Linked DNA regions of Homo sapiens: region 2 is linked to region 1. The links are chromatin contacts, found by Hi-C or POLR2A ChIA-PET in ENCODE. All regions are on one chromosome and are shown on one strand. Each heading gives the region's core, a stretch centred on a gene start or an enhancer-like site at or near the end of the contact. The rest is flanking DNA. Distances are from core to core; before and after follow the strand shown. Region 1 overlaps TJP1 (tight junction protein 1). Region 2 overlaps TJP1 (tight junction protein 1).

Region 1 (3,226 bases), core at 34-2,533:
AGCTTTCATTAGTGTTAGTGTATTTTATGTGTGGCCCAAGACAATTCTTCTTCTTTCAAGTGTGGCCCAGAGAAGCCAAAAGATTGGACACCCCTGCCTTAGATAATAATTTATTTTCGGCCGGGCGCGGTGGCTCACGCCTGTAATCCCAGCACTTTGGGAGGCCGAGGCGGGCGGATCAGGAGGTCAGGAGATCGAGACCATCCCGGCTAAAACGGTGAAACCCCGTCTGTACTAAAAATACAAAAAATTAGCCGGGCGTAGTGGCGGGCGCCTGTAGTCCCAGCTACTTGGGAGGCTGAGGCAGGAGAATGGCGTGAACCCGGGAGGCGGAGCTTGCAGTGAGCCGAGATCCCGCCACTGCACTCCAGCCTGGGCGACAGAGCGAGACTCCGTCTCAAAAAAAAAAAAAAAATAATAATTTATTTTCCTCTCTATTGAGAGGCTCATGACAGGAGGTAAAACTGAAGTACGCTATAATTTGGGCAGGACCTGTATTGGAGCTCTTACTGCTTTTATTTTATGATGATTCTTGGGGGAGTTTGGGAGATTGTTCTTTTTTGTTTTTGTTTCTTGTGTGTATCTACGTGTGTGATACATATACTAGAAAAGCTGTTCTTTTTCTTTTGGTTATAAATGAAGCTTGAGAAGTAATTCTGTAGCAAAACTGAAACTAGGTAGAGTAGTCATGTTTGTGACGTTAAAGCAGCCATTTGCCAAACCTATTAATGGTTTTATCTGTTTTCCTGTGACATGTATATTTATAATTACTGTGTTCAGAGGCATTTAACTTTCCCTTCGTTTGTAAAACATAAGAGATGCTTTTAAATGTTTACGTGCCATTAGATATTTTAAGATAATACCGCTCCAACTTTTATTCTTTTCTAAGTATAAAGTTGCAGAATTAGCTTGAATACTGATTTCAGCTTGCATGAAATGAATATAGAGCAGCTGTCCAAATTAAGTTAAAAACAAAGGAAGTTCCTGTGTGTCGTTTCCTGTCTCTTAAAAGCAAACAAAAAACTTTCCATAATTATTAAGGTCCTTTCAGAGTGTCTCTAATATTAACTGTGAATTTTGGTATTTCAGTGTGCTGAATTGTTGGATGTTCTTGCTCACCTTATTAAGGACATTTTCTTAAAAGGTAAATGATTTGTTTTTCTTTTCCTTTATCAGAGCACAGCAATGGAGGAAACAGCTATATGGGAACAACATACAGTGACGCTTCACAGGGTAAGTTTGTGTTGCAGTAAGTAATCTGTGTATAACTCAGGATACTGGCAGCTTTGAAAACAATAGAGGAAAGCCAGATGTCAGGAAGCCAGAGGGAGGAGGAAACTTTTTCTATATTCTTTTGTTTAAAATTAGAGTTACAATAATTTTTTATTAAGGTCAAAAGTGAGCATGATTACTTTTTCATATATCCTTTTGAGTATTTGCTGTTTTTATTCCTGACTTAAAAAGTGATTTGCTTTTAAAATTTTGAGTGATCAGATAAAAGACTCTGTACATTAGTATAAATTATTATAAACTGCTTCAACCTTTCTGAGTATATATGCATCCATTGTGGGAGTGAAGTTTGAAATTAAACCAGGTTGTATGCATAATAAAATCCTAAAAGATACTTAATTGATTTCAAACATGTTGACCCAAGCTGTTGCTTAAACAATTGCAGATGCGAGAAGAGAGATGAGTAGTAGTAAGAGATGAGTTCTTACTTGGTGGGACTAAGAACTTTGTCCGAAGTGAGACTGCTATCAATTTGAATTCTGGTTCTGCCTTTCTCTTGCTTTAGAAATGGGGAAGTGATTCAGTCACCTTCGAAAACCTTGGTTTTCACAAGTTTAAAATGGAACAAGTTGACACCAGTTCATGCTTTACCAATTTGTAAAGTTAAGTGTCTCTCAAAATTCTCTTTCCTCTCTTTCAAGAGAGCTGAATCTACTGATTACTCCCTTTCTTAGAGAATGTATGGAAAGAGAGAATATTTAAATACTGGCCTTGCACTTTACACTTACTATTTCTACCAGCTATATCCATTATTAGGAAGATGGAAAGGGGAAAGAATCATGTTGCTGGACTCTGCCCCTGATTATCTCACGAATGTTTGGATCTGCACATAGTAGATAATGGGTAAATTAATTATTAAAAAATAGTTGTTTTTGGCTGGGTGTGGTGGCTCACGCCTGTAATCCCAGCACTTTGGGAGGCTGAGGCAGGCAGATCACGAGGTCAGGAGATTGAGACCATCCTGGATAACATGGTGAAACCCTGTCTGTACTAAAAATACAAAAAAATTAGCCAGGCGTGGTGGCGGGTGCCTGTAGTCCCAGCTACTCGGGAGGCTGAGGCGGGAGAATGGCGTGAACCCAGGAGGCAGAGCTTGCAGTGAGCCGAGATCATGCCACTGCACTCCAGCCTGGGTGACAGAGGCGAGACTCCCTCTCAAAAAAAAAAAAAAATTTTTTTTTCTGATAAGATATAGTCAACTTTTTAATGTTTCATTATTAAATGGTGAAGGAAATCATTATCTAATACTAACCTTAACTTTCATAAACCTGCAACATGGCCTTCCTTTGTTTGAAATGTATTGATAGGTAGCATATTTAAATCAGATACATATGATTAAACATATAAAATAACTTCTTACCTTATGACTAGTGGCGATGTCAATGATTTGGTATTTTTTTTATCATATTACATTTATTTTTATTAAGACTTTTATTGTTTTTATTGGTATAATTTACATACAGTGAAATTGACCCTTACAGTTCTGAGTTTTGACAAGCATATACAGTCATGTAACCACCACAATTAAAATACAAGACAACTTCAATACAAAAACTTTCTCTTAACACCTATTTTTAATCATCCCGGTCCCCTCACGTCCACTTAACCAATGATATGGTTTCTTTTTGTACATTCTTGCCTTTTCTAGAATGTCATGTAAATGGACTCATACAACATGTAGCCTTTTGAGGCTGACTTCTTACACTTAGCCTAATGCATTTGGGATTTCTCCATGATGTTACTCTATCAGTAGTTTCTCTTATTGCATAGTAGCATTTCATTGTATGAATGTATAATTGTGTGTTCGTTCTCCAGTTGTGGTATATTTGTGTTTTGCAGTTTCCATTGATTATGAACAAACCTCTAGTGTACAGGTTTTTGTATGAACATAACTTTTTATTTCTTTTGGGTAAATACTTAGGAAAAGACTTGCTGT
Region 2 (3,461 bases), core at 836-3,335, 65 kb after region 1:
GATAGTGTGGGTTTGCGGCTGGCTGGTGGAAATGATGTTGGAATATTTGTAGCTGGCGTTCTAGAAGATAGCCCTGCAGCCAAGGAAGGCTTAGAGGAAGGTGATCAAATTCTCAGGGTATGTCAGTATTGCAACTTATGTGGGTTAAAAAGTATTTGGATCACCAGAAAAAGGTATCAAACAACAAGCTTACTATTGTAATTAGATTGTAATCTGTAAGCAGTCTCCATTGAGCCAGTTAAACTTTGAAAGTCAAAATCCATCAGGTCTACCTTATGCTGGACTTCTCACTTCCCATTCTTGTATCTTGCTCTTGTTTACTGCTATATTTTGTGTTAGTAAAGAATGTAACATTTCATTTCTACCACTCGTGTTCATGGAAATAAAAGAAAATAAGTCTTATATCCCGATGATAATATCTACCAGGTAGTCTTTGGAAGTTCAACTAAACATTCAGACTGGCAGGACTCTGCCATGGGCCACAACTTGGCAGCAAGCAACATCAAGTGTTCCTCTCCCATATGAGTCATCTTGAAGCAATCCACACAACCTCTGGGACCTTTTTAACCCCAGATAATGGCTCAGACACAGGGAGATGGAATTCACATCAAAGGCAAATGTGTAAGCTGCCTGGCTTTGAAACTTCATACTCCACAAGAGACAGGATTAGTTACACAAATCAGGAAAGCCCAGGTTAGATGCAGAGTATCAGTAGAGTCTATAGAGTCCTCCCTTCCTTCCCCATAAACGGTTTCACCTAGTGACATAGTACCATCTTAATCTGTCTCCTGTTTCTTTTTAAAATATCCAAACCTCCATTTGATTTGCTAGATTAAACTATGTCCCATTTTAATCAGAAGGTATCTGTCCATTGTGAGCTCCTACATTTATTCTGCTTCTCTACCACAAAGTCTTTGCCGTGGCCTCTCTATTCTGGTCTCTTTCTGTACTCAGCCTGCCTCTTGCCAGTGTCCTGGATTCAGCCTCCTGTCTGCTCCAGAATCTTGTAGCTTTGTTCACTTTCTTGTCTTTCTCTCTCCACTGGTTCTTCATCTATCTTCCACTGTCTTATTTGTCCTTTTTTGCTGTTTAACTTGTTGAAGGATGTGGTTGAGGCCCTTGCCTGTTTTCTTTTCAATCATTGTGGTCATACAGTTTTGCAGCCTGGCTTCCACCTTCACCACACTGAAGCTCAGTTTTCAATAAGCCATTGCTGAGTTAATGTCATCCTCAAGCCTCATTTTCCTTTATTTTTTAGCAGCGTTTTGACTGTCTTAATCTTTTTTGAAGTACTTTTTTCCTTAGATTCCATAATACTGCCATTCTGGTACATTTTTTTATTCTTTTCCTGCCTCTTTACTGATACTTTTAAAACTTGGAGAATGTTGGTAACTCTCTGCTTCTCTTGCTACACTGCCTCTTTCTTGGGTTTGGTTGCTCAAGTGAGCAGCTCGTAATCAAAGTCTTTTCACTTAGCAATTTCCTGAGCTCTGTCATTTTCTCATTGAATCCTCCTCCTTTTCCCTTCAAACTTAGCATGTCAAAAAGTCAAGGCATCATGGTGACTTCAGACCTATTTCCATCTGATCTGATATGGTCATTCTTTCTGATGATGTTTACATTGTTGTCAATCAAGTTAGGTCAAAAACATTTAAATACAACATGTATAATAACGTTCACTATACCAAGGAAAGTAAAGAGACCTATTTTCTTACCCATCTCTTAACCCTGTTTTGAAGTAATCAGGGCATACATTTTTTTAAACGTTTCTTTCTTTTTTTTTTTTTTTTTTCCTTGAGACAGCGCCTCACTGTCACCCAGGCTGGAATGCAGTGGTGTGATCACGGCTCACTGCAGCCTTAAACACCTAGGCTCAAACATTCTTCCCCTCAGCCTCCTGAGTAGCTGGGACCACAGGCATTAGCCACCACACGTGGCAAATTTTTGTATTTTTTGTAGAGGCAGGGTTTCACCACGTGGCCCAGACTGGTCTCAAATTCCTGGGTTCAAGCAGTCCACCTACTTTGGCCTCCCAGAGTGCTGGGATTACAGACATGAGTCACTGCGCCTGGCTAAAAAATGTTTCTTAATAGTTCACTTTTGTTTTGTATCATAAAAGTAAGTGGTGCGTGTCAGGTTTTTTTGTTTCTAGGGTTTTTTTTTTTCTTTTTTAATCTGGAAAATTTCCAAAAGGTGGAAAGAAGAAAACCTGCCTGTAATCCTGCACACAGTCACTGGTGACATTTTAATAAGTTCATTTTGGCATTTAGAAGCTTCTAATAGAAGTAAATATTAACTTGGCAAACACTGAGCCTGCATTACACAGATGCTCTTACAGGGTTGCTACAGTGCAGATTGTCTTTTTAGTCCCATTTTCTTTTGATTTTTTTTCTCAGCAACTTGTAAAAAGTTACCTTTTTTCATCTAAACTGGTTAAATTTTACACAGATCTTTAATGTCAGGACACACTGAATACTATTTAAATAAATTTATACCTTTAACTCACTTTATTTGTTTCTGTTTTTTTAAAATTAGAGTGTATTCTTTTCTCCAAAGTAAAATAAAGTTTTTGGTCTTAAAAGATGTGATATTTTCGGCCGGGTGTGGTGACTCATGCCTGTAGTCCCAGCACTTTAGGAGACCAAAGCGGGCGGATCACCTGAGGTCAGGAGTTTGAGACCAACCTGCCCAACATGGTGAAACCCCATCTCTACTAAAAATATAAAAAAATTAGCTGGGTGTGGTGGTGGGCACCTGCAATCCCAGCTACTCGGGAGGCTGAGGCAGGAGAATCACTTGAACCTGGGAGGTGGAGGTTGCAGTGAGCTGAGATCGTGCCATTGCACTCCAGCCTGGGCGACAGAGCGAGACTCTGTCTCAAAAAAAAAAAAAGATGTGATATTTTCAAATTAGGTAGACTGAGAGTATCTGTGTCCTGCGTATGTTATTTTCATATTCTTAAACAGCCAAGAATGATTTATGAAATCTTATTTATTAGGTAAACAACGTAGATTTTACAAATATCATAAGAGAAGAAGCCGTCCTTTTCCTGCTTGACCTCCCTAAAGGAGAAGAAGTGACCATATTGGCTCAGAAGAAGAAGGATGGTGAGATGCTGTCAGAAAATGGAGGAGATAAACCTGTAGAGTTTGAGGACTTACAAAGGGATTTATTCCATTTTTAAAAAATAAGTCACTCATAGTTGAGTGATGAATGAATTTGTTAATCTCAAAGAAAGTTATGTAATTCTAAGTCATTTAGGAGCACAGAATTTCAGATGATTCTCATTAGCAGAGCATGCTAATAGGACTAACCTTTATAGTATTCTAATTTAAATAAAATGCCATCCAACCCTTTACAAGTGATAGAAAGTGTTGATTTATTAGCCATCAGAACCATACAAAAGTATATATGAGCAGCTTTCAGATTTTGTACTGATGTTTCTAAGCAATACACTCAGA

What was found. Hi-C counts contacts between places; a loop is a spot of excess contacts on that map. ChIA-PET counts read pairs that join two places held with the same protein, here RNA polymerase II (POLR2A).
Region 2: a map of tibial artery shows a loop between it and region 1 (2.0-fold over the local background). The contact joins two enhancer-like sites. A Hi-C loop is called at or near these places in 4 of 168 maps with a recorded cell type or tissue (Panc1, colonic mucosa, endothelial cell of hepatic sinusoid and 1 more). POLR2A ChIA-PET finds 5 or more read pairs at or near these places in 1 of 52 experiments (Caco-2).

What each region holds. Positions count from the first base shown.
Region 1 is chr15:29,798,653-29,801,878 of GRCh38, reverse strand. TJP1 (tight junction protein 1) reads left to right here. Exons shown (of 28, transcript NM_001330239.4): 2 at 1,177-1,233. Among named protein-coding and RNA genes, the nearest start is that of TJP1, 22 kb to the left of the region's middle. Within about 2 kb of position 1,283, at least 2 of the 41 ENCODE cell types and tissues checked have a DNase peak (open chromatin) inside an H3K27ac peak, as active enhancers do.
Region 2 is chr15:29,733,920-29,737,380 of GRCh38, reverse strand. It overlaps TJP1 (tight junction protein 1), which reads left to right. Exons shown (of 28, transcript NM_001330239.4): 11 at 1-117; 12 at 2,999-3,107. Among named protein-coding and RNA genes, the nearest start is that of LCIIAR, 61 kb to the right of the region's middle. Within about 2 kb of position 2,085, at least 4 of the 41 ENCODE cell types and tissues checked have a DNase peak (open chromatin) inside an H3K27ac peak, as active enhancers do.